Linked DNA regions of Homo sapiens: region 1 is linked to region 2. Evidence: chromatin loops called from intact Hi-C (ENCODE). Cell type or tissue: chondrocyte. All regions are shown on one strand. Links, peaks and the distances in the headings refer to the core of each region. The heading gives the core; the rest is flanking DNA.

Region 1 (15,825 bases), core at 4,175-12,174, 60 kb after region 2:
CTATTCCATCTTCCTGGAATAATCTGATTTTTAGGTTGAAAATTTAATTCGTAATACATAATTATTTTATTGAACAATATATACCAATATAGTGTTTTATTGAACAATATATACCAATATAGTGTTTTATTGAACAATATATACCAACAGGAAAATAGTAAGATTTCTTTGGAGTTCTTTTTGTTCTCAGATCAACTCATCTTGAAATCTCTACACAAAAATTCATACGATGAAAATTTTAAATTTTGAGTTGATCTATACCATATACCACCAAGACCCATAAAGCAGGATATTACATAATAATGTAGAATTTCTAGAGCTGAAAAGGCTAGACACCATGTAACTTGAAGCAGAATGGGGGCTGGAAAACATACAAGTTTCTTGACTGTTCAATGCTCTCACAGAAAGTTATATAAGAAAATAAAATATTTTCATTTTTTATAGATCTTAGAAATTACATTACTGAAATAACTGACTTTACAGCTTGGAACAGACTGAACTATGATACTAACTAAATATCTTCTGATCTTGAAAGACTAATTGCACCTAAATTTTTAAAAATATAACCATGTCAGCTTTAATTAAGAATTTTACTATCTGTAGTATTTGGCAAAATACCAGAGCAGTTTGGGACACCAAGAACAGAAATAACCTTTTTAGTTCTCATTAAGAACTCTTCTCACAGACTCGCCCAAAGACCTACTCCCAACAATCAGTCCTTCAGTTTCTCAATGATCAGATAATCTTTGAATCATTTGATCATAATCAGAAATGATCAAATAATCTTTGAATCATCTATTCTATCAGATAATTCTTCCTAAAATAGTCTCAAATTGGTCATTTGCTCCTCAGAAATATAGTGAATTAATATGTCCATCATCATATCCAAACTCCTACAGTCTTAGACAGCATTCAAAGTCTCTGACAGGGTAACTGTAGCTTTCATTTCAAATATTTTTATTTTATCCTACCAGGAGCCCTCTACACCAGCAAAGCCAGTCTCCCTACAGGTCCCTACAAATGCTAGATTTATTCTTCCTCTGAGCCTTTTGCTCCCAGGCCTTGCCTTCCAAGAGTACCTCATTTCCATGTATTATTACATCTTTCCTTGAGACTTGGATAATTTCCTTTTGCTCTAAGTTCTTAGAACACAACGTTGGGCACTTCATCAGGCTTCTGTTTACTAAGGAAGAAACCTGATCTTATATACATATACACATACATGATGATATATCATGACCAAGTAGAATTTATTTCAGGAATGAAACATTGGTTAACACCAAAATTCAAACAATTATCTATTAAAAGAATGAAGAGAAAAACAAAATGATCATTTCAACCAATGCAGAAAATGGACATGACAAAATACTACTCCCTTTTATGATAAAAACTCACATCACACTAGGAATATGAGGGAATGTCCTTATTCTGATAACAGGGATCCACAAACAATTTTTCTGGCAGGGGCAGGGGTGGGGGGGCGCATGTGGGGGAGGCAGAGTCTTGCTCTTTCCCCAAGCTGGAGTGCAGTGGTGGGATCACAGCTCACTGCAGCCTCAACCTCCTGAGCTCAAGCAATTCTCTTACCTCAGCCTCCCAAGTAGCTGGGACTACAGATGTGCACCACTATGCCTGGCTAATTTTGTTGTTGTTGTTGCTCAGGCTGGTCTCCAACTCCTTCCTGGGCTCAAGCAATCCTCTTGTCTTGGCCTCCCAAAGTGCTGGGATTACAGGTGTGAGCCACCATGCCCAGCCTGGAAAGAAAGCTAACATAATATTAAATAGAGAAATATACTTATCATTTCTATTCAACAATGTACTGGCCTGTACTAGTGCTATAATGTAAGAAAAATAAAATGTATTATGATTGGAAAAGAGAAACAGAATGGAAATTATTTAGATTATCATTATGTGTAAAATATCCAAAAAAATCTACAAGCAAGCTATTAGAAATAAGTGAATTTAGCTAGGTTGCTGGATACAAGGTCAATATACAAAAACCAATTATACTTCTATATACTAGGAACAAACAGGAATGAAGTTTTAAAATACAATTTGCAATAATACCATGAACACGTCATGCCTCCTTGCCTTGCTCAAGCTTTTCTCCAATTTGGAATGCCTTTCCATCTACCTCCACATGCCTGTTGAACTCTGACATTTCTTTGCAGTCTCCTCAGATTTACCACTTTTTAAAAAGCATTTTCTCTCCCTCCCTGAGTAGTTTTCAAACTTTAATTCACCAGCAAATTTTTTCCTTATAATTAAAAATAACAACTATCAAATACATGAAACTGACAAACATGGAGCTTTCTTATAGAAACAAGGGTAGGAAATAAAACTCAAGAGCCTTGACTTCCCAAAAAACCTCCAGGACAAGGATTGAAACTCATTAATTTAATATCATTAAGCACTCAAATATCCAAATTGAGACTCTTAAAAAATGAAGTCTTTCTCCTTAGAGAAAATGAGTCAGCAGGCAGAAAATTCCTTCACCTCCAAATCACTTATCTGTATTCCCTTCTTTATGTGGGCTTTTCCATCCCTGAAATTAAGGTTAATTCCTCCACCTATGCTATGACTCCAATTTATTTCACAAAAGTTGTTCCTCCCAGCAATGTCTTCTTTAATCTACCCTCAACATGTGCATACATTATTAAACCAGAAATGGTCCCTAAGTCATTCTTCCCTTCAATTATATTTGAAATAGTCTTCAACAGCCTACTTGTTCACCCTCCTTCAGTGAAATTTCTCTTGCCAAAGTCTACAATTATCTCATTTACCAATTTACTCTCCTTATTACTTCCTTTATAGCACCTGACACTACTGCCCATCTGAGATTCATTTATCCCTTGGGTTCAGTGACATCACTCTTCTGCCTTTTCTCCTACATACAGGGCCATTCCTTTTCATCTTTGCACAATTCCTTCATCTACTTCTTGTATATTGATGTTTTCCTGGGTTGTATCCATGATCCCTTTCTCATTCTAATCTGTACATTCTCATGGCCAATTTACATGTGCCAAGCTTTTCACTAACTATATCTTAATTACTCCTAACTCAAGCCATCCAGCTCAAATTGACCTTTTGGGTTTGGATGACTCATTTAACATGTATAAAATCAAACTGTTTACCCCTATATTGCCTACAAGGCATATCACACCACCATCCATCCAGGTAAAGTTAATCTACCCTGTGTGTCAATCACCTTCCCCAATTATTTGATTGCAAAAACTATGCCTTATCTATTCTTACTACATTAGCATGTGCAACATATTCTTCACTGACTATCCTTGCTTGAGCTTAGAGCCTCCTTCACCCATCACTGGAGGCTGAATTCTAGGCTTCAGTCTGTTCAGCAGTCTTCAATCTCCTAAATTCATCCTCTACACATTCGTGCAATACAGTTTCCATCACTTAAAGTCGTTACTTAGTACCCTAAATTTCAGAATAAAATTCAAATTCCTTAGTTTGGCAAGTAAGACCTTTTGTTACCTAGCCACTGCCTTCTTCTCAAGCTTTTCTTTTTCATTACTTCCTATAGATTCTCTACAAATGTAATATGCTGTCACCCACCCACCCTACACCTTTGCATATGTGGCTCCCTCTATTCAGGATCTCACTTCATGAAGAATACCTACTATTCTTCCAAAACTGGGCTCAGACATCATGGTCTCTGGGACACTATTGCTGGTCTCTCCTGGTCTGCTTGGTTAGTCTTCCATATTTCTGCATCCCATGCAAATCTCTCCATTTGTATTCTGCAACACAGCATCACAGCTTAACTATTTATCTGTGAAAACCCCAACACATTATGATTTGCTTACTCCCTTTAACCTCCTCTTCTCCACCCACTCAATTCATGACTTCTTTAAGGTCTGTTTCTTTCTTCTATACAATTTCTAGCGCTCAGGATAATATCTGGCCCAAACTCAGGCTTAAACAAACATTTCTAAGTAAATCAGTTTTGAAATTTACAATTATTTTTAAAGAATTTCCTTTGCAGTCTGAAACTTTTAAAACCCCACGAGGAAAAAAAACTTTTATTTCATAAACTGATTCCTTCTGAAGACTGTCACAAGTGATAGGCTCTTTAAACAATTAGGATTTCATCTGCAGCCAACTAAAAAAATATTAATAGCTTTAACCTTGAAGTGATTGCCTAAACAAACAAAATGCTTCAACCTAAACTATCTAACATTACTGTTCAGAGCATAGCAAGTATGGTTTCATAATAAATATGACTTCAAGACAATAAAGAAAAAATTCTGAAAACAAAACTAGGAAATGTATAGAAAATATGGGAGGCTATTAGATGTTGTTTGGACATGACTACAACAAAGAAGAGAACAGATTTTTTCTTTTTTAATAAAAGCCATGCACGAAGTTTGACAGTAAGTCAGGAAAAGGTAAATTCCAGGCACTAAGAGGTAGTTCAGTTAGTTTTTATCTCTTATTGGTCCTTTGCTCTAATACTGCATATATATATATATTTCAGGAGAAAGTGCGAATGTAGTCCCCCACTACCATAAATTATGCAGTTGAGTTTTCCACATTTTGGGAAATTGAAGGGGTCAGCACATCTGGAGTGCAATGGATAAGCCTTGCCCTGGGAAAACCACCTTCGTGATCATGGTAATCTTCCCTGCCAGGTAAGTATATATTGCATATATTTTTAAGATCAATTGTTTTGTTTGCTATTAAAATGTTTGCTGTAATAAATATGCTTATATTTATATAATAGTAGTTTATACAAATGTTTTTCTAATGAAAAATTCAGCACCTCAGCACCCAGACTTTTCTTTTTTGCATGTCATAGATAGCATATATTATATAAAGAGATTTTATAAACATACCTTTTATCTTACAAATGGCCAATTTCAATGTCTGCAACAGTGAACTGTCTCGGGATATTTTAAAAAGTGAGTGACAAGTATAAAAGCTTTTCCCATAAGTTATTACATAGCTAAAGTTTATTCTTAAAACTTAGTATCTGATGAGAACTAAGAGTTTTCTCATATTCATTATATTTAATAAATCACTCTCAAGCATGTATTCTCTGATGAGTTTTGGTTTAAGGCTTTCACACATGCAAATCGGCTTTTAAGGAGTCCTCTTCAATGTGAATTTTATAATGATTAGTAAGGGATGACCTCTGGCTAAAGAGTTTCCCACATGCATTACATTCATAGGGTTTCTCTCCAGTATGAATTCTTTGATGTGCAATAAGTGATGAGCTTTGTCTAAAAGTTTTTCCACATGTATTACATTTAAAGGGTTTTTCTCCTGTATGAATCCTCTGATGTTGTATAAGAGCTGCACTTTGGCCAAAAGACATCCCACATTCTAAACATCGATATGGTTTCTCTCCAGTATGAATTCTCTGGTGATTACTAAGCGATGAGTTACACCTGAATGTTTTGTCACATTCGTTACACTTATAGGGTCTTTCTCCAGTATGCATTCTCTGATGTTGAATGAGAGCGGAACTCTGTCTGAAGGCTTTTCCACATACTTTACATTTACATGGTTTTTCTCCAGTATGAATTCGCTCATGAATAATAAGTGTTGAGTGGGAGCTTAAGGCTTTACCACATTCATTACAATTATACAATTTCTCTCCAGTATGAATTATTCGGTGTCTATTAAGTCGTGAAATAGAAGTAAAGCCTTTCCCACATTCATTGCATCTATAGGGCTTTTCTCCGGTGTGAATTCTTTCATGTTGAATAAGAGAGGCACTCTGGCTGAAGGCTCTCCCACATTCACTACATTTAAAAGGCTTCTCTCCAGTGTGAATTCTCTGATGATAACGAAGGGATGAGCTAGACTTAAAGGTGTTGCCACATTCATTACATAAGTAGGACTTCTTTCTGAGATGAATTTTCTGACTTCCAGAAAGGGAAGTGCTGTAACTGGATGCCTTCCTGCCTGGATTGTATTTATGGGGATTTTCTTGAGCATGGATTTTTTGATGTATAAAAAGCCCAGACCTTCGACTGAAGGATTTACCACATTCTTTACATCTATAGCATTTCTCCACAGTATGGGTCCTTAAATGCTTACAAAGGGATGCACTATGGCTGAAGGCTTTCCCACATTCTTTACATATATAGGGTTTCTCTCCTGTATGAGTTCTTTGATGTTGAATAAGAGCAGAACTTTGGCTGAAAGCTTTTAAACATTCTTTACATTTAAATAATTTTTCTCCAGTGTGGTTTTTCTGATGTTTACGAAGGGATGAATTGTGAATGAAGGCTTTTTCACATGTACTGCATTTATAGCGTTTCTCTGCTGTTTTGATTTTTGATTGGTTAAGTAAATTTGAATTCTGCTTGAAACTATTTCTTTGTATTTCACATTTTGATGGAGTTTTTTCTTTAGCAAATCTCTGTTGCTTAATGAAGACTGATTTCAGGTAGAAGTTTTGGCCAAATTCAACATTTTTATGGCTTCTATCTACAGTAAGGATTTTTGTATGGGCAACTGAAATTATTTGTAAATTTTCATTTTTGTCCTGCTGTTTCTTTAATTTCTCTTCATATATGCAGGATCTTTCTGATATGAAGTTCCAGGGTTCATCCCTTTTCAATCTTTTCCTTATCTGCTCCTGAAATGAATCCTGAGTTTGAGTTGACTTTGTCATTTTAGGTGTGCTCTTACATCCTGAAAAAAGAAAAAAAGAAAGCAACAGCCCATGATTCATGTGATTGGCTGAGACTAAATGTGTAGAAGGGATTAATTGTATCTCAGTAAGGGTTTGCTATATGACTAAAAGAGGATAAAATTCTAAAAAACACTATATAAAATAATGGATGACAGCTGAACTGATAAGTGAACAAATGAATAAAACAAACTCAGTTAAGGCGGGTGAGTGTGTAAGAGTGACCAAGAGAATGGAGCAGAAGGATCAGAGGAGGAGGAGGCATATGAATTTAGGAAATATAATCTAGTACCCAAAGCCTATGATGGACTCATAAATTACCCCATTCCTGTAATTATTTATACTCCTGAATGTCTTCCCTCCTTTTCCTACATTCTGAACTCCTTTGTATCCTTCAGACTCAGTTCAAATGTTAACTCCTCTGTGTACCTTTTCCTAACTTTGAGTTCCAACAACTCACTCCCCTTATTATAGCACTTATTATAGTACATTAAATGCATTTAAGTAAGGAATAATACACATCTAGAGATGCTGAGAAAATGTTCAGCAAAATTCAGCACCACAGACAATAAACACACTCAAGCAAAAATGAACTGAGGGATACTTCCTCAACATAATAGAATACATAGACCTTTGTCCTAAAGCTAGTATCTATTAAATACACTAGAGCTATTTCTGCTATGCTGAAGAACAAGGCAAAGACACCCATTATTTTCCCTACAATTTAACACTGTACTAGACATATTAACCAATGCAATCAGGCAATATAAATCAATTAGATATGAGTAAAGAGAAAGTAAAACTACCTCTATTTGCAGATAATATTAAAAAGTCCAGAGAATGGATTGAGACCATCCTGGCCAACACAGTGAAACCCCATCTCTACTAAAAATACAAAAATTAGCTGGGCATTGTGGCGCACGCCTGTAATCCTAGCTACTCGGGAGGCAGAGGCAGGAGAATTGCTTGAACCTGGGAGGTGGAGGCTGCAGTGAGCCGAGATTGCGCCTGGGTGACAGAGCGAGACTCCATCTCAAAAAAACAGTCCAGAGAATGAATGATAAAACTCACTGAAGTAGCTGGATATAAAATTGACATATTAAAATCAATAGCCTTCATTTATACTAAGAATCACAGTAAATTTACAAGTAATATGAAAAATCTATATAAGGGAAATTTTATACCAGTCTTGAATGACATTAAAGTATATCAGATGAATGACATTAAAGTATATCTGAACAAATAATCACCTCTCCTATTCTTGGATGTAATAACATTATACAAATGTCAGTGCATTAAGACAAGATACAGATAAGGATTTCTCAACCTCAGATGACATTTTGGGCTGATTTTTTAGTTGTGTGGATAGGGTGGGCTGCCCTGTGCATTGTGGAATGTTTAGCAGCATACTTTTGATCTCCACCCAACAGACATCATAGCACCTGCCCCTCACAATTCCTCCCTCCAGGCTTGCGACAAGCAAAAATCTTTCAAGACATTGACAAATGACAGAATCAGTCCTGGTAGATAATCACTGGAACAGATGAAACAAAAATGATCTTGAGTTGGCCAAGCGTGCTGGCTCACACCTGTAACCCCAGCACTTTGGGAGGCTGAGGCAGGTGGATCACCTGAGGTCAGGAGTTTGAGACCAGCCTGGCCAACATGGCGAAACCCTGTCTCTACTAAAAATAACAAAAATTAGCTGGACTTGGTGGCGGGCGCCTGTAATGCTAGTGACTAGGGAGGCTGAGGCAGGAGAATCACTTGAACCCTGGGGGCAGAGGTTGCAGTGAGCCAAGATCACACCACTGCAGTCCAGCCTGGGCAACAAGAGTGCAACTCCATCTCAAAAAAAAAAAAAAAAAAAAAAAAAAAATGACCATGAGTTGACAACTACTGAAATTGGGTGATGGGCTGGGTACAGGTACAGTGGCTCCTTCCTTTAATCTCAGCAATTTGGGAGGCCAAGAGGATCCCTTGAGCCTAGGAGTTCGAGATCAGCCTGGGCAATACAGTAAGATCCCATCTCTAAAACAAACAAAATAAATTAGCTGGGCATAGTGGCACTCATCTGCAGTCCTGGCTACATAAAAGGCTGAGGCAGGAGGATCACTTGAGCCCAGGAGGCTACAATAAGCCATGATTATCTAATTCCACTCCAGCCAGGGTGACAAAGAGACCCTGTCTTTAAAAAAAAAAAAAAAAGAGGAGGCCGGGTGCAGTGGCTCACACCTGTAATCCCAAAACTTTGGGAGGCTGAGGTGGGCAGATCACAAGGTCAGGAGATCGAGACCATCCTGGCCAACACAGTGAAACCCCATCTCTACTAAAAATACAAAAGTTAGCTGGGTGTGGTGGCGTGCCCCTACACTCCCAGCTATTCAAGAGGCTGAGGCAGGAGAATCACTTGAACCCAAGAGGCAGAGGTTGCAGTGAGCCAAGATCGTGCCACTGCACTCAAGCCTGGCAACAGAGTGAGACCCCGTCTAAAAAAAAAAAAAGAAAGAAAAGGAAAAAAAGAAATTGGATGACGAATACATGGGAAGTCATTATATTATTCTACTTTTTTGTTTATTTATTTTGAGACGGAGTCTCGCTCTGTCGCCCAGGCTGAAGTGCGGTGACGTGATCTCAGCTCACTGCAACCTCCACCTCCTGGGTTCACACCATTCTCCTGCCTCAGCCTCCCAAGTAGCTGGGACTACAGGCACATGCCACCACGCCCAGCTAATTTTTGTATTTTTAGTAGAGACGGGGTTTTGCCGTGTTAGCCAGGATGGTCTCAATCTCCTGACCTCGTGATCCACCCACCTTGGCCTCTCAAAGTGCTGGGATTACAGGCTTGAGCCACCACGCCCAGCCTATTCTCTCTACTTTTATATATACTCGAACTTTTCCATAACAAAACTAAAAATGAAGTTTTCTTCCACTTTCTGTCCTTCCTTGTAACAGGAGTGAGTGGGTTAATCTTTTTCCTTTTATAGCCCATGCCTACTAAGAAAGCTGCAATTTAAAAACTCTGGTTTCTGGGCCAGGCACGGCGGCTCACACCTGTAATCCTAGCACTTTGGGAGGCTGAGACGGGCAGATCACAGGAGGTCAGGAGTTCAAGACCATCCTGATCAACATGGTGAAACCCCCTCTCTTCTAAAATACAAAAATTAGCTGGGCATGATGGCGGGTGCCTGTAATCCCAGCTACTCAGGAGGCTGAGACGGGAGAATGGCTTGAACCCAGGAAACGTTGATTGCAGTGAGCCGAGATTGGGCCTCTGCACTCCAGCCTGGGCAGCTGAGCAAGACTCCATCTCAAAAAACAAAAACAAAAACAACTCTGGTTTCTGCAAAGAAATCAGCACACAGGCTGGGCACAGCGGCTCCCGTCTGTAATCCTAGCACTTTGGGAGGCCGAGGCAGGGAGATCTCTTAAGGTCAGGAGTTTGAGACCAGCCTAACCAACATGGTGAAACCCCATCTCTACTAAACACAAAAATTAGCTGGGTGTGGTGGCACATGCCTGTAATCCCAGCTACTCGGGAGGCTGATGCAGGAGAATCGCTTGAAGCTGGGAGGCAGAGGCTGAAGTGAGCCGAGATGGCACCATTGCACTCCAGCCTGGGCAACAGAGTGAGACTCCAGTTCAAAAAAAAAAGCAGCACACACAAACAACAAGGTCCTAAAAAATATATACTTTAAAAACATACTTTCAGCCGGGTGTGGTGGCTCACACCCGTAATCCCAGCACTTTGGGAGGCTGAGGCGGGTGCATCATTTGAAGTCAGGAGTTCGAGACCAGCCTGACCAATATGGTGAAACCCCGTCTCTACTAAATACACAAAATTAGCCAGGTGTGGTGGTGCATGCCTATAATCCCAGCTACTTGGGAGGCTAAGGCAGAGAATAACTTGAACCCAAGAGGCAAAGGTTGCAGTGAGCCGAGATTGTGCCACTGCACTCCAGCCTGGGTAACAAGAGCAAAACTCCATCTCAAAAAAACAAAACAAAACAAAACAAACAAAAAAACCTCCAAGTGGAAAATTTAAACATTTATCAAATGACAAAATGTATGTTTATTTCTTTTCAGAGCAAGAGTGGAAGTTTATTTTAAAAGGCTTTAGAACAGGAAAGAAAGGAAAGTATACTTGGAAGAGACCTAAATGGGCACCGAGGTTAAGTGCCATAAAATGTACATTTAAAGAGTAAATATCAAACAAAGCCTTCTGGGTAGCTGAAGATAATGATGGATGTGTGACAAGCAACCTATCAAAATCTCTTCCCCAAATGATAAGAATTAACTTCATAACTGTAACTTTTTTTTTTTTTTTTGAGACGGAGTCTCGCTCTGTTGCCCAGGCTGGAGCACAGTGGCATAATCTCGGCTCACTGCAAGCTCCGCCTCCCGGGTTCACGCCATTCTCCTGCCTCAGCCTCCCAAGTAGCTGAGACTACAGGCGCCCGCCACTACGCCTGGCTAATTTTTTGTATTTTTAGTAGAGACGGGGTTTCACCATGTTAGCCAGGATGGTCTCGATCTCCTGACCTCGTGATCCGCCCGCCTCGGCCTCCCAAAGTGCTGGGATTACAGGCGTGAGCCACCACGCCCGGCCTAACTGTGACTTTTATGCAAGACCTCACCCTCAGCATACTACCCAATAGACATCAGTAGCACCTCCCCATCAGAACTCCAGATGGTGGCATACTACTTACATACTTAAAGACAGAAAATGCCAAAAGTGCAAAATAAATGTAAGGTAAAAGAAAAAGTAGATGTCAGGGAAGATGGTAGAGTAGGAAGCACCAAGGTTCTATCTATCCACCTAGACAACTGAGGTGTCAGAATCTGTCTGATACAACTATTTTGAAACTCTGGAAACTATATGAAGGCTTGTAGCTTCTAGGGGAAGGCCTGGCCAGTCAAGTGAAATTAATATTAGTTGGCAGCAGCTACCCATCTCCAATCTCCTCATCTCATGGCTTGAAGCCGTACTAGCATCCCTAGCGTGGCCTTTGGTGGCCAAAGTGGCAATAAAGACCTTGTTCTCCAAATAATGGGGATCTGGGTTCTGACTGCAAATTACTGCTTTGAATCACGGAGGTGCAAACACAAATGCAGGCTGCCATTTTTGCAATCCCCACTGACCTGATGTGGCTTCCAGAGGATTTAAGGAACAGTGCCTACTTTTTTCCCCTTCTGTTCCCCTCTTTTTCTGCTTTGGGGAATCAGACATTAAGGATAAGGACATTTGGCCTGGTGGCTCACACCTGTAATCCCAGCACTTTGGAAGGCTGAGGTGGGCGGATCACTTGAGGTCAGGAGTTCCGAGACCAGCCTGGCCAATGGGGAAATCCTGTCTCTACTAAAAACATAAAAATTAGCCAGGTGTGGTGGTGGGTGCCTGTAATCCCAGCTACTCAGGAGGCTGAGGCAGAAGAATCGCTTAAACCCAAAAGGTGGAGGTTGCAGTGAGCTGAGATCACACCCCTGCAACTCCAGCCTGGGTGACAGAGTAAGACTCCATCTCAAAAACAAAACAAAACAAAACAAAGAACAACTGCACACATGGGGAATTTAGAAAGTCACTGCACAAGGCCAGGGAAAGACGTGGGCTCAGAAAAAAATGTGAGAAGACCTACAGGTTATACTTCAGGCTAATTCCTGGACTAGTGCCACCCTACAGCAATAAGAAAACAAAAACCAAAACAAAACAAAACCCAGCAAATCTTACAGAAGTGGGAAAATCTGATCCCGAGTTGCAACACTGTAAGACAAAAAAAAAAAAAGGCATAAAAAAATAGGAAAGTATGGTTCAGTCAATGGAAAAAAATAAATAGAAAACATCTATGGAGAAGACCAGATGGTGGCATGCTACACAAAGACAACTATCATAAAGATGCTCAGAGCTAGAGGGAAATATGAATGACTCATGAAAATAATGAACAAATCGAAGTATCAATAAAAAGAAAACAAAAAGAAACCAAGAGGAAATTCTAGGAGTTGAAAGCATAATAACTGAAATGAAAATTTCACTAGGGAAATTCAAAAGGTTTAAGCGGGCCATAGGAAAAATCAACAAAGTTTAAGATAGGAAAATTAAAATTCCTTGAGTCTAAGGAAGAAAAAGTAGAAAATACTTAAAAAGTGAACAGAACTTAAGGGCCATGTAGGATGCCATCAAGCAGGCCGAAATATGCATCGTCCTGGGACCCTCGCATGGTCACACCAGCCCTGCCTAGGCTCTCGGGCCAGTAGCAGCTCTGTACTTCCCTAGGTCAGAGCTCCCGAAGGGAGAGGCAGGCTGCTATTTTTGCTGTGCCACAGCCCTCACTGCTGTTGCCCTCAGGCTCTGGAGGGGGCACAGTGATTAGGGACTGGAACAGAACTCCAGGAAGTGCACAGCTGCCTCACAAAACGCGGCCAGACTGTTCCCCACACGGGTCCCCATTTCCACTTCTCCTCACTGGACAGGGCCTCCCGACCTGGGACTCCAGCACAACCATCAAGCCTACCTGAATGCTTCAGTTGGAGGTGGCTCTGCATTTCTCTGAGGAGGAAATCTGAGAGAGAACCCATAGCCCCTCCACCACTATAGCTAAAATGGTACCACACTATCCACCCTTGGGTTGGGAAGGAACACAGGGCCCGGTCGCTACACTGGTACCTCTAGTACACTACAGCCACCATATGGAGATGAGCCCAGTCTCTCTACCTTGTGAGCTCCCATAGCCAACTCTTCACCAGGCAGGGACCCTGGCTTTGGACAGCAGAACAGCCGTCCCTCCCCTGGCTGAGCATTCCCACTGGTAGTGGCTCTGTCTTCCCTGAGGAAGGACTCCCAGAGGCAACTGATAGCCCCTATGCCACTGCCACAGCAGCAGTCCTACACCTGCTGCCCTCAGTCTGGGGAAGAAACAGTGAAGCCTTCATCTGGGCTTCTAGCATGCCACAGTCACCATATGGACAGGAGCCCAGTCTCTTCTCCCTGTGAGAACCAATCCCTGACTCTTCACCAAGTAGATCCCCCACCTCAGGCCAGCAGGGTAGCCACCTCGCCCCTCGGCTGAAGATTCCCAGTAGCAGTGGCTCCATGTTTCTGAGGTGGAGCTGACAGAGGCAACCGAAAGTCCCTCTGTCACTGCCACTGCAGTGGTATTGCCCTTGCTACCCTTGGACAGAGGAAGGAACAAAAACCCTGAGTACTTCAGCTGTACCTCCAGGAAGCTGCAGTTGCCATAAGCAGCAGTCAGTCTGTCTCGCTGGTGACCTCCCTTCCCCTGCCAGCTCCTCCTGCTCCTCACCAGGCAGGGCCTCCTTCCCCATCTTGGGCACAGGGCAGTCACCCACCCTGGGCCGACTGCACTGATTGACAGTGGTTCTGCATCTCTTTAGGGTAGAGGCCCATAGACAAGTGAAAGGCTCTCTGCCACAACTACCACCAACCGGAGTCCCTTCCCCTGTTGCCTCCAAGCTAGGAAGCGAACATAAACCAAGATCACCCCAGAGCTATGGTGGGCAGCCTGGCAATGCTAAGCTGAGATGTGCAGCCAGCACTCGAGTGGGAGAGGAGCCCACATTTTCAGAGCACTGAGGGGCACGGCTGCAATCTTGAGGAAATACAGAGGAGTCACATAGCTGAGTAAGAGCCTACCTACTGGCCATAACACTTAAGCCCATCTACCAGACCACAGCCCAAACTTTAACACCAAAATTACTTTGCTAATATACCCCTCTGTGAAACTAGGACAAGAATTCAGCTACAAATAAACACCCTGCATAAAACACTGGCCCTCTGAAAACATTCAAAAAGAAGTCAACTGACTATACTCAAATTACATCACAGTTAATGAAACATTAAGCTCACACAGATGAAAAAGAACCATCATGAGAACTCTGGCAAATCAAAAACCCAGGGTGTCTTCTTTCCTCCAAAAGACTGCACTAGTTTCTCAGCAAGGGCTCCTAAGCGGCTGAAATGACAGAAACAGAACTCAGAACATGGACAGGAACAAAGATCATAAAGATTCAAGAGAAAGTTGAAACCCAATCCAAGGAATGTAAGGATTACAGTAAAATAATAGAGGAGGTGATAGACAAAATGGCCATGATAAGAAAGAACCAAACTGATCTAATAGAGCTCAAAAACATACTACAAGAATTTCATAATGCAACTGAAATGCAGAACAGACCAAGCTGAGGAAAAAATCTCAGAGCTCAAAGTCTGGCTCTCTGAACTCAGCCAGATAGACAGATAAAAATAAAGAAAAAGAATAAAAACCAATGAACAAAACCTGAGAAATAAGGGATTATGTAAAGAGACAAAATCTACGACTCATTGCCATCCCTGAAAGAAGTGGGGAGAAGGCAAGTAACTTGGAAAGCACATTTCAGGATACTATTGTCCATGAAAACTTACCCAACCTTGCTTGAGAGGCCAATATTCAAATGCAGGAAATGGGCCAGGCATGGTGGCTCATGCCTGTAATCCCAGCAATCTGAAAGGTCGAGGCAGGTGGATCACTTGAGGCCAGGAGTTCGAGACCAGCCTGGCCAAAATGGTGAAACGCTGTTTCTGCTAAAAATACAAAAATCAGCTGGGCATAGTGGTGCACACCTGTAATCTCAGCTACTCAGGAGGCTGAGGCAGGAGAATTGCTTGAGCCCAGGAAGTGGAGGTTGCAGTGAGCAGAGATCGCACCACTGCACTCCAGCCTGCCGGACAGCAGAGTGTGTGAGACTCCATCTCAAAAAAAAAAAAAGAAAAAAAAAACAGAGGACTCATATGATGAAAACTACAAACACTGATGGAAGAAAATAAAAAAGACCTCAATAAATAGAACGACATATCATGTTCACAGATTGGAAGACTAAACACAGAAAATTGATATACAGGTTTACTGCAATTCCTATCAAAATCTCAGCAAGATTCTTTTTGTAGAGATTGATGATTATTCTAAAATTCATACAAAGAACTACAGTAGATAAAACTTTCTAAAAAACAACAAGAAGTAATCACTTTACCCAACATTAAAGCCTGTATATATACAGCAATCAACACTGTGTGGTATTGGCAGAGGAACAGAAACACAGAACAATGGAACAGAAAAGAAAACCCAGAAACAACCCAACACGCCCAAGTGACTTTTGACAAAGGCACCAAAGAA
Region 2 (15,825 bases), core at 6,217-14,216:
GATATTCAAAATAAATTTATTTTATAGTGAAACAAAGAAATGATAATGGTGTGTGTAGAAATTACATGTAAGAGCAATAAATAAGAAACAGTTCTTTAAGGCCGGGTGCAGTGGCTCATGCCTGTAATCCCAGCACTTTGGGAGGCCGAGGTGGGCGGATCACAAGGTCAGGAGATCGAGAGCATCTGGGCCAACATGGTGAAACCCCATCTCTACTAAAAACACAAAAATTAGCCGGGCGTGGTGGCAGGCACCGGTAGTCCCAGCTCTTCTGGAGGCTGAGGCAGGAGAATAGCTTGAACCCGGTAGGCAGAGGTTGTAGTGAGCCGAGATCACGCCACTGCACTCCAGCCTGGACAACAAGAGCGAAACTCTTGTCTCAAAAAAAAAAAAAAGAAAGAAATGGTTCTTTAAAAGAAAATTCCAAGCAAATTTAAGAGAAAAAAGTTCAGATAAAATTGGAAATAAGAGGACATAATATACAATATTAAAATAATAGATAATACATAGTTGTAATCTAATACATTTTATAACTCAAAAAAGATAAAGCTAAAGAATAAAATGTACAATCGATGTAGCAAAAATAAACCTCAACAGATTAATAAATAAGGAAGAAATTATAAAAGGTATTAGCAACTCCTCAATTAAGGAATCACCGAGCATTGGTGAGCCTTTGGCTGAGCATTCCTTTACGTTTGGTGAGTGGACAATTTATATGTAATTAAAACTATTTTGGAGAAGGGAAAAAAGTGCAACACTTGAAGGGTCGGGCGAGTCTCCTGCCGGCTTCATGCTAACCCTGACTTGCCTCTTAAAAGCAGCATTACATCAGTCCAAATTAATTCAGCAGTTGAGGCTCCATTTTCTGCGAAGTGGAGTCAGTCATCCTTGCCTCACAGGTTATAAGGATGAAAAGGCGCAGCCAACACAAATCCCCCCAAATCTCTCAGCACGGTGCTGATCCACAGGTGCTCAAATGTCAGCTTTCTCCCCTTCCCCTAGCTCATGGCACAGAGAATAGAAAAACTAAGAAGGAAAGCTATTTACCAAGGACTTTTTCATATTATGATTAAAAATAAGTGTCAGCCAGGTACGGTGGCTCACACCTGTAATCCCAGAACTTTGGGAGGCTGAGGCTGGCGGATCACTTGAGCCCAGGAGTTTGAGACCAGCCTGGGCAACATAGTGAGACCTTGTCTCCACACACAAAAAAAGTGTGCATTCTAAACCATGACTAATTAGTGCAACAATGGAAAATTACTAGATCCAATTCCTTGAAAACCTATTATCATTGCTCTCTATGGTCTTTGATGTCTTAGCCAGTCATTAAGAATGAAACAGAGGCCGGGCGTGGTGGCTCACACCTGTAATCCCAGCACTTTGGGAGGCTAAGGTGGGCGGATCACGAGGTCAAGAGATCAAGACCATCCTGGCCAACATGGTAAAACCCCATCTCTACTAAAAATACAAAAATTAGCTGGGCATGGTGGTGCACACCTATAATCTCAGCTACTTGGGAGGCTGAGGCAGAAGAATCACTTGAACCCAGGAGGCGGAGATTGCAGTGAACCAAGATTGCGCCACTGCACTCCAGCCTGGTGACAGAACGAGACTCTGTCTCAAAAAACAACAACAAAAAACAAAAAAAAGGAAATGAAACAGAAATAAGAGAAAAAAACTAAAAATGAATCCAACAAATATGTTGAGAATGAACATGAATTAGAAACTGACAAGTGACAATAGTAGCTATTTGAAAATGACCAGCACGTCATCATAGCAGAAATTCCCAGTGGACAAAAAACAAAATAGATCTATTTTTTAAAAATATAACCTTATTAGGAGGCTGAGGTAGGAGGATTGAAGTCCAGAGTTTGAGATCAGCCTGGGCAAACTACTAAAAAAAAAGACCAGGCACAGTGGCTCACGCCTGTAATCCCAGCACTTTGGGAGGCTGAGGGGGGCGGATCACCAGAGGTCACGAGTTTGAGAACAGCCTGGCCAACATGACAAAACCTCATCTCTAGTAAAACTACAAAAAATTAGCTGCGCGAGGTGGCAGGCGCCTGTAATCCCAGCTACTTGGGAGGCAGAGGCAGGAGAATCGCTTGAACTCGGGAGAACGGAGGTTGCAGTTAGCCGAGACTGCACCACTGCACTCCAGCCTGGGTGACAGAGTGAGACTCCAACTCAAATAAAATAAAAAATAAAAAATAAATAAAAATTAGCCAGGCAGTGGCAAGCAGCTGTAGTCTCAGCTATTTAGGAGCCTGAGGTTGCAGTGAGCCATGATTACACCACTGCACTCCAGCCTGGGTAACAGAAGGAGACTGTGTCTTCAAAAAAAAAAAAATCTGTGTACATATAATTTATATCAATTATACATTATGTAAATTTATTATTTATTTTTAAATATAAATTATATAAATTCATAGAATAATTTATATAAAATATATATTAAATTTTACATAAATTAGATCTACATATAAAATTTTAATAGGAAATGGGAAAGCTATAAAACTTTCTTGAGACATAAATTAAGTCTTCTCTGACGTCTGACTGGCTAACTGCTAATCACCCTTCCCAAACCAGCCTCAGTGCGGCATCTCCACGAAACTCAGAAATCATGCCTGCGGGAACAGAGTGTGGGCAGGGGCCCAGATGCACTGAACTGTGGTTGGCTGTACCTTCATGTCATCACCCACACCTGACTATGAAATCTCTGTAGGCACAAAAGTCCTCTTCACCTCCATACTCCTCTCTCAAGGGTGCAATGAAGAATTAGACTCCATGAATCATGAATGAATGGATGATTGAATGATTTAGGTGAAAACAGTGATGCCAAGGTGGTAGAACTGTGGATGAATTTCTTTTAATTGCCTCCATTTTTGTTATAAGACTATTTGTATAATACAGAATAAAATATTTAAAATGCCTTAGTTTGGTAATGGAATATACAAATTCATAGACTATTCAGAATATTATTGGGTATATTAAAAATTGTTTGTTGACAACTGAGTTTTAGAGTTAAGATTTTTAATTTCTAGACACATGAGGTGGCTCACGCCTGTAATCCCAGCACTCTGGGAGGCTGAGGGGGGCGAATCACTTAAGATCAGGAATTCGACACCATGCTGGCCAACATGGTGAAACCCCATCTCTACTAGAAATACAAAAATTAGCCAGGCGTGGTGACACACGCCTGTAATCCCAGCTACTCGGGAAGCTGAGGTAGGAGAATTGCTCGAACCCAAGAGGCGGAGGTTGCAGTGAGCTGAGATTGCGCCACTGCACTCCTGCCTGGGTGACACAGCGAGGCTCCGTCTCAAAAAATAAAAAAAAATAAAGAGATATTTAATTTCCATAACAAATTGGGTTCTAGATATTCCAGGTACACAGTTATTTATTGTAGGATATAAATTCCCGCCTACTGCATTGGGTTACCGTGAAGAATCTGTAGCAAAAGGTTTATAAAAATACTCCACAGCCTGCAAAATGCTAGCTGACAGGGAGACGCTACAGTGCTTGGATAAGGCACCAAGCTCTCTCGAATACTGGGGATTAAGGGAGAAAAACACACCACTGCCCTTAAGCCACCGATACAATGAGCTTCTCAAGACAAGTAACCATCACCAAACTGTCATGTCTTTTGTATCCCCAGGCAACAAGTCTGTGCCACTTACTAGGTGCCAAGCACTACGCTAGGTGTGAGCAACACAGCAAAATATACAATAACCTGGGCTCCATGGCACTTGCAGTCAAAGACAATGGCCAGCAAAACGTAGAAGATAAATAACCCACGTGGACAAACACATATGGAGGTAGTTGAAGACAAGTGCAATGTGTAGCTAGAGGAGATACCTTGTGGGCACATGATAACTGGCTCTTAACACCAGAAGCTGCCATGCTGTGGCTCCTCATGAGAGAAGGGCAGGCAGAGACTGCACTGTCAGATGCTGAACAGGACACCCATGAATGGGGGTGTGGGGAGAACTGCCCAGATGAAGTTGAGTCTTTTCTAGACCAGAGACTCTACTAATCTACGCCAAACAGGGAGAGAAGAAAAATCATTGCGGGGAGGGTCCAGGCCTGCTACATGTTGGTAGTGCAGGCTGGAACAAAAGTAGCAACAAGGTATTCAGGTGAACGAATGTGAAACAGGCTCTTTCTCAATCCTCAGGCAGGTGCATCTGCAAGCCTCCCTGCCTTCCCTACGGAGCCTTCCCTACCCAGCAGGGCTCCTCCCGGTGTCTCCCACACACATGATTCTTACCAAGACAGAAGCCTCCAGGGGTGTCCTCTGGCATCCACACTTCCCTTTTTTCTAGCTGGGAAAACGTATCTGGTTTGGGTCCTAAGAGTCCTGTTTTTAAGGGGAGACAAAAATGAACCACATCTGTTTATACGAGAGATAAAAATCACTGCAAAGACAAAGCCTGGTCCTCAGAGCTTGCTGGGAAATGGGACTTGATAGGAAAGCCCAGGGTCAGGTGTGTTCCCAGAGGGAGGAAAAGATTACTCAGGCCTGACACAATCTTATCCCATGTTCCCCTCCTTGCCAGAAAGAAAGCATTTGACCCTAGTCACTTTTGAGGCATCCGCAGTGGACTCCAAAAGAGGCCTGTGCCCAGGACACCAAGGACAGGTAAAATTAATGGCACCCTTGAAGACAGCGTCCTCAGTTGGTCCAACCGACTCTTCTATATGGTGTCAATGTAAGGGTCCCAAAGAGATCCCCAAAAGTGAAGAGAAACCTTGCAGGGGTCCCACTTACCCAGTGAGACCAGGTTGCTGTAGTTCTCCAGCATCACGTCCCTGTACAGGGCCCTCTGGGCGGGGCTCAGCTGCCCCCACTCTTCCTGGGTGAACAGTATAGCCACATCCTTGAAGGTCACCGATTCCTGCAACAGCAAATTCATTCTCCTTGACCAGGGGCTACCCCTGCACATGGTTCTCTGGAAAAGAGACTGGCAGCCCCTAGGAGCTTGTGCGCATTTACAGGACTGCTGGCACACAGGGAGCTGGCGTTCTGTGACAAGTTCATCACTCTTCAGGGTCTCCTAGGGGCCTAGCCTTGGACTAGACATTGCTCTCCACGCTGAAGAAACATATATGGTGGCGAAGATAGGCTTTCTCAGCACTGGGACTTCCAACTTGCCATTCATTTAGCCCAGAACATTTTCTCCATCTCCCTCAAACCGCCTAGCCCTGCCTCTCCGCTCACCCCAGGGGACCAAATCCTACGCAGGTCTCAGCATAGACACGGCTCACTCAACACCGCTCGCTCAGCGCAGCCTTCCCTGATGGCTCCTACAGTTGCCTATGAGGGCCCATCAAGACACTGTCCCATTTTATTGTGATGTTTGGTTTACCTTCAGTCTCCCCCGCTGGACTGTTAACTCCAAGATGTGGACTGTCTGTCTCTACATCTCTTGGCCTTCCCTGCATCTGGAACACGGCCCATGTACTCGACACCTATCTGTGGCTGCTCAGCAACTCCTGCTTTTCTTCAGTGTGTACCTCCCCATCCTCAACACACACACACACCCATACCCACACCCCCCCACACACAGAGACACACACACACAAGCATACATACCCATACCCTTCCACATACACACACACACAAAACACACACCCATATCCACACCCCCTACACACAGAGACACATACACAAGCACACAGACACACACATACACCTATATACAAACACAGACCCATACCCACACCCCCCACACAGAGATGCACAGACACAAGCATACACACCCATATCCCTCCACATACACACACACGACACACCCCCCCCACATTCACATACACACACAAGCATACACACACCCATATCCGTACCCCTCACAAACACACATAAACTCACACACAGACACAGAGACACACACACACAACCCATATCCATACACCCACATACAAACACACACAAACATACACAGACAGACACGTACCACACAAGTGCGCATGCACATACACACAACACATACCCATACCCATACCCCAACATACAAATACACACACAGAGACACACACACAAACACACAGACACATACACACAAACTCACATACAAAGACACAGCCCTACACATCCCCCAGACCCTCAACACACACACGACACACACGCACACATGCAAGCGCGCACACACACCCGAACACACACACCCCCCCACAAATACCCCCACACACACCCTGTGACACACACCCTCAACACACACACACACATGCACACGTGTGCACATGTGCATACACACACATGGGTCCCATGGAACCAGTCATTCTGCACAATAGGAAACTTGTTCCTTCTGATTAGAACTAGTCCCTTTCTTAGAAACTCTGAGAGGGGGTCACAGAGGAAAGTCTCTCTGTCCTGACACACAGGTGTAGCCGAAACCTAACCTAGCATGTAAAATCCAGTAGCTATCACAGCTCTTGTCTTCCCAGTTGGCTGAGAAGTTAAGGGAGCTGGTGTTCACTGAGAAAAAAGAGGTAAGCAGAAGCCCAGAGAAGGAACCAAAGGTCCAAGAGAAAGGACTCTCAGGTTATTGTAGATCCCACTTCCACAGTCAACATCTAGCTGTGTCTTTGCCTTTGCATTTGGGGGAACACCTCCATATCTTTCCAGTCAGTGCCTGCTTCTGCCTGAGGCAGTCTGAATTAGGTTTCCGTTACCTGCACCCAGAGACTTGGCCCATGACAGGCAGTCAAGAAACACTTGGATGGAAGCCATGAACCAATTTGTCAGGGCCCATTTATCGTTCACTTTGTATTTGTAGCCCAGATCATAATTCCTGGCACATTTTACAGCCCTAACATATGTCTGCTGAATGGCAACCAAATCAAGGCAGCCTATAAACACAAGATAAATTGTATGACACCGACAGTGACTTTGAGGAAAAGGTTAAGGAAGGAAAATATCACAGTAGACTGGCACTGTGGGTGCGGACAGGTTTTGCAGAAAAAGTGGTGCATGAGAAGGGTCCTAAGTGACAAGTCAGAAGCCAAGAGGAGGAGGGGAACAGCCGGTGAGCTGTGCTATGTTGAACATGGCGCTCCCACCTAGCTGGTCATCCTTTCCAGTGATTCCTGCCACACATCCCAGTCCTTGGGGAGGTTTAAATGTGAAGGAATTAGAACAATTTAACCAAATGTATCAGAATGTATATGCCCAAATGAATGCTGTCTCCTTCAAAGCACAGTCCATATTCTTTTTTATTTTTTATTTTTGAGATGGAGTCTCGCTCTGTCACTCAGGCTGGAGTGCACTGGCACAATCTTGGCTCACTGCAAGCTCCGCCTCCTGGGTTCACGCCATTCTCCTGCCTCAGCCTCCCGAGTAGCTGGGACTACAGGCGCCCACCACCACGCCCAGCTAATTTTTTTTGTAATTTTAGTAGAGACGGGGTTTCACTGTGTTAGCCAGGATGGTCTCGATCTCCTGACCTCGTGATCCGCTGGCCTTGGCCTCCCAAAGTGCTGGGATTACAGGCGTGAGCCACCGCGTCTGGCCCATATTCTTATTCTAAAGATGCTAGGACTGCTCAAAGCGTTTTAGGAATTTATAGGACTTTTTGGCAGAATAGTCTTTTGAATAATTTCATTGGTAAAAAAACCAAATGTCATAAAAGAAAAAGAGTCTAGTAAATCACACCTCCCCAGAAAAGTGTTCCTACAATGCCCTTCTTTGAGCTCTGTGTGAGATACTGCCCTGATATAGTTTGGATGTATGTCCCTTCCAACTCTCCTGTTGAAATGTGACCTCCAATGTTGGAGGGGGGGCCTGGTGGGAGGTGTTGGATCATGGGGGTAGATCCCTCGTGAATGGCTTAGTGCCATCCTCTTGGTGATGAGTGAATTCTCGCTCAGTTGGTTCACGTGAGATCCAGTTGTTTAAGAGTCTAGGACCTCCCACTTCTCTCTCTTGCTCCCTTTCTCACCGTGTGATACACCTGCTCCCCCTTCACCTTCTGCCATGATTGGAAGCTTTTAAAGTCCTCATCAGAAGTGGATGCTGACACCATGCTTCCTGTACAGCCTACAGAACCGTGGGCCAATTAAACTTCTTATCAATTCCCCAGCCTCAGATATTTATTTAGAGCAATGTAAAAAGGGACTAATACATGCTTTTACCACTTCAGATCCCTAATCTTACTTGCTAGTGAAAAGAGTACAGGTTTTGATTTCACAGGGACCTGGGTTCCAGTCCCAGCTGTGACATTTATGTGACCTTTAGCAAGTTATACAGCTGCAACACCCACCAGGATGAGCCGGATATGGGGCGGGGTTGGAGGGTGTTGGTTGGGGAGAGGCAACTGAGGTCAGTGTCTGGGTGGGACTGGATTGGGAATAAAGCTCCCGGTCTGAGGAAGCAAACATGCCACACTCTTCAAATCCAGAAAGCAATTTAGGGGGAAGAAACCCCCACTCACCTGGACCATGGTTGGCAGGTGGCTGACAGCCATTCTTTCTTCTCCGATGAGCCCTCTTAGGGACAGGCAAAGTGCTATGGAGGCAGGTGTGGAGCTTCACACCTGCAGGACTCCTCAGGCTAGAAGGGTCCACACACCTGCTATTAGGAGAGAACTGGGTCAAAAGCTCTCATACAGCAGTCCAGAGCGAGGCAGTGAGCATTCACATCCTGGGAGGCCTCCAGTACCCCAAGCAGTGAGTGTTTTGGTTCCTGTTTGCTCCCCATTCTCTCTCCTCCTTCTGAGGGTACTATACATTGACTTTTCCCTGCAGAAAGCCTGCTCCAGGTCCAGTTCTCATGCCTTCCACCCACCCTCTGGTCTTTCCCTTCAGCCTCACTGAGCGATCTCAAGAGAATTCTTTTTTTGTTTGTTTGTTTGAGACAGAGTCTCGCTCTGTCACCTAGGCTGGAGTGCAGTGGCACGATCTTGGCTCACTGCAACCTCCGCCTTCCGGGTTCAAGCGATTCTCCCGCCCCAGTCTCCGGAGTAGCTGGGATTACACGCACCCGCCACCACGCCCGGCTAATTTTTTATATTTTTAGTAGAGACCGGGATTTCACCATGTTGGTCGGACTGGTCTCGAACTCCGGACCTCAGGTGATCGGCTCGCCTCGGCCTCCCAAAGTACTGGGATTACAGGCGTGAGCCGCCGCACTCGGCCGAGAATTATCTCTTTAACAAGTTATTCAGCTCCAGAACCCACCAGGATGTACCCGAAAAGGTGGGAGCGCTGGGGAGAGGCAACGGAGGGCAGTGTCTGGGTTCGACTGGATTGGAAGACCGCTCCGCTCTCCCTCTGCGGCTTTGGAACAGCTGCCTTATCTGGCAGTGACAGGAGAAGAGGAAAAGGAGGGTGGTCTTCTTCCTCCTCAGAAAGGAGGCTAAGAAGGCTCTTCACTGTCGAAGCCTCTCAGGCAAACCCTTCTCTGGCCTCAGTGTTCTCACTCTCTGGGGCCCAGTCTGGGTGGCCTGGAGTCACGGGTGGGCAGAAGCGGCGTTTGTGTGAGCTGGGCGGGAGGGGAGAGGGAAGGGTTAGGAACCCTAATCACACACAGCCCCGTCCCGCCCCTGCCGCTTCGCCAGGTCCCTCGGGGGCTGTGGCAGGGGCTGCGCAGCGGCTGCCTCCGGCCTTGGCGAGTTCCTGGCGCAGGACTCGGAACCACGCCAGGCGTGTATCTATCACCTGAGAGGAAACCCTGGGCTTCTCGGAGTCCGCTCCAAGACACATGCCAGAGGCCCTGGCTCCATCTCCTCCACAGGCACTCACAGACTCGACCCTCAGCCCAGGATGACCACCCCTGGCCGTCCTCCCTCTCTGGGATCAAATCTCAGACATACATTCCGGGAAGTTTGGGGCATTCGATCAGCGTCCTCCAGAATGGACCACAACCCGCACCTCCTCGGCTTTGCCTCCGCCCTTCTCCCCAGACGACCTCACGACCGCTCCCGCTCTCCCTCTGCGGCTTTGACCACCGTGCCTGGTCAGCCCCGTGTCGCTCTTCGAGGAGCCTCTGCCGGCGGCGAGAGATCGCAAGCGCCACATCGCAGTCAGAACACAATGAGCTGGAGTCTGCAGCCGGGAGCCGAACTGCGCTTGCGCGTTGCCCTGGGAACCCTTGGGCCGAATTCCCACAAGTCTCAGGGCTGCTGCAGTTCCGCCGGCCAGACTCCACTTCCCAGAGGGACAATCGGCGGAGACAGTGCTGCCTTGCGCCTGCGGGAACAGGGCCCGGCCCCGGCGCTTTAGGCGCGGAAACTACCTTTCCCAGAGACCCCTCCACGCCGACCTCAGCGCGCTCATTGCAACTTACAGAATCGGTTCCGTTCCGTTCGCTTTAGAACCAGGTCTCTGCCTTGCACTAAGGCGCAGGAAGATGCAGATCAGCGAAAAGCTGAAGATGGGGCAAGGGAGGTTAGTCCAGGGGAGCGACGCCCGATCGCTGACGAGAGAGGATCGGGAGGGTCCGGAAGACGGAGTGGGAGGCGACAGGGCGCGTTCCTGACTGGGACCGCGCCGAAAAGGCCTGGAAGGCAACAGAATTGCCCCTTGGCCTGGCAAGCGCCCGACACTTCCAGCCTGGCACTGCGGGCGGGCCAGCGTGTGCTGGGGTGGCGACGCCACAGCCACTAACGCGTGTGCGGTGCGGGAGGACAAGGATGTCGGGCAGGGATGTCCTGCTTGGCACCTCAGGACAGAGCCCATGGTGGCTGGCGGCCCCTGGAATGTTCGGGACGCAGAACACTTCGTGCTTGGGAACTTCTCAGAGGTGGGGACGAGGGAGAGGAAGGCGCCTGGATGCCAGGAAGTCTCCATCTTGGACAGCTGGGTGGTATTTAAGAAGGTGGTATTTATTTTTGTCGACCATATTTTGCAGAGACTGGCAAGGATGAGATGATGCCTAAGAATATCCAACTGGAGATACTTAGTTGCTTTTGAATAGGTAATTTGCATGGAGCTCAGGAAGGAAAGATGAGAGGGTTTTAACTTTGTTGGTCGTTAAAAAAAATCAAGAATGTGACCTGTTTGTCACATACGGAATTGTTGGCCACGTTTTAGGAAGCAGTGTCAGTGACTACAGCATTCTGTTTGGAGTTTTATTGAAGATTTCATTCCATAGACACTTTGGAGCACTTATGTGTCAAGTGCTTGACAAGGCCAGGGTCAGCCGCTGTGCAGCCCCTGTAGCAGTTCCCAGGGACCCGGCAAAGCACCAGAGGGGGAGGATGTTGTGTGAGTATCGCTGGTAACCCTTCTCTCTCGCCTCCCTCGTGACTCCAGGTCACTCAAACTGGGCTCCAGAGAGTAAGAACCCCGAGTCCAGGGGCTGGAGAAATAGCTGTGAAAACCCTGCACTCATGGAGTTTTAATTGTACTAGAGGAGGGGTCAGACAAGTAGAAAGTATTTATCTGGTAGTGATAACACTACTGTTAGGGGTTAGGGTGTGATGGGGCGGGGAATTATTTCAAGCAGCAGTTTTGGAAGTTCTCTTTGAGGAGGTAACACCTGAGCAGAGATTTGAATACAGTGAGGGAAGAAACGATGTGACTGTATGGGTAAAGTGCCTTCTAAAGGGAGGGAACAGAAATGCTGACCAGAGAGAAGTGTGCTTGGTGAACTCCAGGCTTGGCAAGGTCAGTATGACTGGCGAGGGCCTACTGAACAAGGAAGACTGCGAGATGCTGTTGCAGGAGTAACTACAGGCCTTGAAGGAAGGAAATTTGGATTTATTTCTGTGCCTGGAAATGATTAGATTTGAAAGAGTGACATGGCTGGGCACGTTTTGATAGACGCACTGGTCAGCTTCAAAGAAGGCAGACAGTGGTGGGGCTAGAGGGGATACAGGAAGACCAATGAGGAGGCAATGACAGCAGTCCACAATTACAAGTAGCCTCCCACAATTATATAACCTTTCCACAAGGCATTTGCTTTGAGAGCCTAATGATTCTAAGATATTGAAGGGTTTTGGGTGCTATGCTCAGGAGTTTGGATATTATTGTTTTCAGGAATTTAAGAATGATAATATGTATTGAGCACTAACTACATGTTGGGAGTTTTTTTGTTTGAGACACAGTTTCACTTTTGTTGCCCGGGCTGGGGTGCAATGGCATGACCTCGGCTTACCGCAAGCTCCGCCTCCCGGGTTCAAGCAATTCTCCTGCCTCAGCCTCCCCTGTAGCTGGGACTACATGCATGCGCCATCACGCCTGGATAATTTTGTACTTTTAGTAGAGATGGGGTTTCCCCAGGTTGGTCAGGCTGAACTCCTGACTTCAGGTGATCCGCCCGCATCGGCCCCCTAAAGTGCTGGGATTACAGGCATGAGCCACTGCGCCTGGCCATGTTGGGCACTTTTACAAGCACTTTACATTATCTAATGCAACCAAAAACTGAGGTTTGCCCTATTAATAAATGAGAAAACTGAGGCACTCATCTGTTAAGTGCCTTGCTCAGGTCCCATGTCCTTGGAACCAGGAGTCCTTCTCCTGTTGATGTTGGAAGGTTCAAAAGTGCTCTTATTACTTGTCACCCAGATGGCAAAGAACTGACATACAAAGGCCCAAGTCTTCCAGAACTGAAAACAGTAATAAAACCTTCATTTATCTGACCCATTTGTCCTGGTGATGCTGTAGTCTGTTAGGAGTACCTAACAGGTGCCCTTCCACAGCCAACTAAAAAACAAAACTATTCAAGCTGAAGAGAAGCAGTGAAACCTCTGATATGAAGCCTGACACACCCTTTGACTTTAGCCAGGACTCACACACTATATTGTTCTGAGTATTCACTGAGGAAGCCCCCGCTTCTGTCAAGGATTCTCATCAGGAACCAGTCTCCTCGGAGAAAGGAGGTTAAAACGTGGTCTGGAGAACCCCTTTCCCTTCTGCTCTATTAACTATGGATATGCAAATGAACACTTACATTTGACCAAGACCTCCATCACCAGTCTGCTTACGCTTCCCCAGGACAGTGGCTACGTGCCAGTAATTCCTGGTGTCCATTTGCTGAGCCCTGTTGGGACCCTTGAAGCGTGATATAATAAGGTCTTCCTTTAGCCTCATTTCTTCCTGCTTCTTGACTTCTACTCTATGCTTAAATCATACATCTCTTAGAATTTCCTGAATATACACTATGCTCTCTTAGCCTCTCTTGCCATTACTCCTATTCTTCCCTGCACCTTCTCATTTCCTCCCGTCTTCTGTTCACCCAACTAGTTCACTCTTATGGCACTGTGTGCTAGGAGCTACTTGACAGCAGAGAGCAGGCGTCATTTACCCTGGAATTCATAGAAGCTGACTTATGCTAGGAGCTCAATAAATGTTAGTTGCTTGAATGAACTACACTATGAGTAGGAACAAGGTCTTACTCATCCTTGTCACAATAACATGCAGCACAGGCCAATTACTTATGAGTCTCTTGACCACAGACCATCAGATCATGCCAATGTGTATATAGGCAGGGAAATAACCTACCTCAATTAAGTTATAAGCATTCATAAATTTTTCAGAGACCCTTCTCCTCCAGATCTGTTGTGATATTTTTCAGGAGCCAGAGGCAGTTGGAAGCTATGCAGTATCTAGGAGAGGGGTACTGGCACCATATTCTGCAGCTCCACTTTTATTCGTTAAAGAACCCTGACTGGTAACCTCTTTAAATGCCCAGAGGCCCATTTCACAGAGCTCAAGTGGAGGGAATGGCCCTATTTGAGTCTTTTGAATGATGATCCAGCCATAGAGGAAATACCCTGGTCACCCAATTCTCTATAGTTCCAGAGGGCGCTGTGTTTCTTGCTACCTTCAGAGTTACCCTAGTGCATCCTAACTCCTGGTTTATTTCAGACTTCCCTACCTTGAGCTCCTTCTGAGCTCTAAATCACTAGCAACTACTGAGTAGGTGCTCAGTAACTATCTCATGACATATTGGTCGTATCTGTCAGTTTGCTGCACACCGGCCCGACTGCATGGACAGCGATCACATGGCGGGCCTCCTCCCACCAGCTGACTGGATGGGTACTTAGCCAGAAAAGGTGACTTGTGAGGCTTGTCTTAAAAGGATGATCTGGACCAAATGGTTTTCTTTCGTGGAATTTTAGAATTAGGACAGACACTTGGATGTTAGAAGATGAAAGTTCACTAGATAGGAGAGCTGATACTGACATCTTGGGTCATGTGCAAATTTAATCGTAAACAAAGGAATCCAACCACCAGTGAGGGGATGGACAAAGCAGTAACAGAGCCCATGTGGTGGTGGTAGCAGTGGCGAGGGGTGGGGGACGAAGACAGAGGGAGAGAGCATGCACACGTCCTTGGCTGCTGGTGATTCCCAGGTGCCACAAGGCCTGGCTGTACTGTACTTTAAGTTACCAAAAAATCCTCATATATTACTGAAACTTCAGTTCTGCCTGAGAACGGACACTGAAATGAAGGGCCCTCTCTCCCAGACCCTTATACTCCCAGTACTCCTCCCAGTTGGATTCCTTTGCTTACAATTAAATTTGCACATGACCCAAGATGTCAGCATCAGCTCTCATATCTAGTACTTTGATCTTCTAACACCCAAGTGCCTCTGTCCTAATTCTGAAATTCCACAAAAGAAACCCAATTGGTTTCTTTATTGTTTCACAAATAAAGAGCACCCTTCCCTTCATTCCAAGTTTGGAGGCTGGAGGAGGATGGGGCAAATCATTGACACTGAGATTCTCCACTCTTCTGCCCTCGCCTCCTTCCACACACATACACTTCTCAACTCAGCATGCAGATCCTGGGTCTCCTTGCCTATACTCAAATACAAACCATTGGAGTTAAAACAGAAAGAAGGGGGAATAAAACATCAAATTAGCTGTATCCTCAGGAACTTAGATTTTTAATAATCTCTCTCTTCTACAGGGTCTCCTCCTTCCTCTTCAGATATTTTTTTTCTTGTTCCCCACATGATCTCAAGAGAGAGAGCTAGAGGGGAAGAAAGGAGGCAGACAAAAGAAATGGGTAGAAAATAGATGGAAATGATAATGACAGCAGCAAAATAAACGCTCAGAAGGCAGGCACAGGACAAGAGAGAAAGGGAAAAATGAAGGGTTTTGAAGCCTAGGATGGATGCAATGACTCAAAACTGGTAAAATATTAACCTTGAGAGGTCACCTAGCCAAGAGAGACTGGAAGACTGGATGCTGAAGGTTCAAACAGTTAAGAGTTCACAGGAACTTCCTCCGTTGCCACCCACGAATGTCTTCTGTACCCATCATTTGTGGCGTCACATCTCTCCCAGGGAAAAGTTTCCTTCCTCCTGTTGAAAGTGATCCCTGCAGCCTCCACCTGTGTTCCAGATCTTCCCACTTTGAGCTGCGTGTCCCCTCCTTTCTGGACCTTCACTCTTCCACACCTCTTTTTTCAGTTATGAACTTGCTCAATCCTACCTTAAATCATACAAACACTTCCTGGCAGATTGTTGGCTGGCTAAATCAACACCATTCTCAACCCCCCTTTTTTTGTGCCTGCCTCCTCTATAGAGGCTGGAAGGGTTAAATACTTCTTTCCACAGCCTTCCTTGTGCTAGGGGGTGGCCATGCAACACAGCTGTGGTCAATGAGATATAAGCAGGAGTCTGCTGAGTGGCTTCTGGGAAAAACTCTCCTGATCGAAGGCACTAAATGTTGCTGGTGCTCTCCTCCCCCTTCCCTCCTGCCTTGAATGCAGATACATTACTTGATACTATGGCCATCATGATGTAACCATGATGGAAACCACATTAAACTCAAGACACTGAATTGTTTTATCTGTGAAGAAGTGACAGCCACTTCCAGATTTGTTATGTGAGAAAACTAAATCTCTACTTTCTTACACCATCACGGACTGGGC

The links. A loop is a pair of places that touch in the nucleus more often than their neighbours do. Peaks named below come from ENCODE experiments on the same cell type or tissue, not always from the same donor. Only the 100,000 strongest peaks of a DNase experiment are listed, where the experiment ranks them.
Region 1: a loop joins it to region 2, with 9 times the contacts of the local background. A loop is called at or near these places in 14 of 110 quality-filtered maps.

What each region holds. Positions count from the first base shown.
Region 1 is chr5:178,873,550-178,889,374 of GRCh38, reverse strand. It overlaps ZNF354B (zinc finger protein 354B), which reads right to left. Exons shown (of 5, transcript NM_058230.3): 5 at 4,355-6,666. The coding sequence ends at 5,084. It overlaps LOC107986493 (a long non-coding RNA gene), which reads left to right and starts at 13,319. Exons shown (of 3, transcript XR_001743039.2): 1 at 13,319-13,330; 2 at 15,026-15,029. It also overlaps the pseudogene RNU1-39P. In chondrocyte, for the core only: no CTCF peak of the experiment used is centred there; no DNase peak of the experiment used is centred there.
Region 2 is chr5:178,935,432-178,951,256 of GRCh38, reverse strand. It overlaps ZNF454 (zinc finger protein 454), which reads right to left and starts at 10,059. Exons shown (of 5, transcript NM_001178089.3): 1 at 9,813-10,059; 2 at 8,433-8,572; 3 at 4,772-4,898; 4 at 4,271-4,360. The coding sequence starts at 8,465. ZNF454-DT (ZNF454 divergent transcript) reads left to right here and starts at 10,242. Exons shown (of 1, transcript NR_186409.1): 1 at 10,242-12,581. In chondrocyte, for the core only: no CTCF peak of the experiment used is centred there; DNase peaks (open chromatin) are centred at 9,603 and 10,086.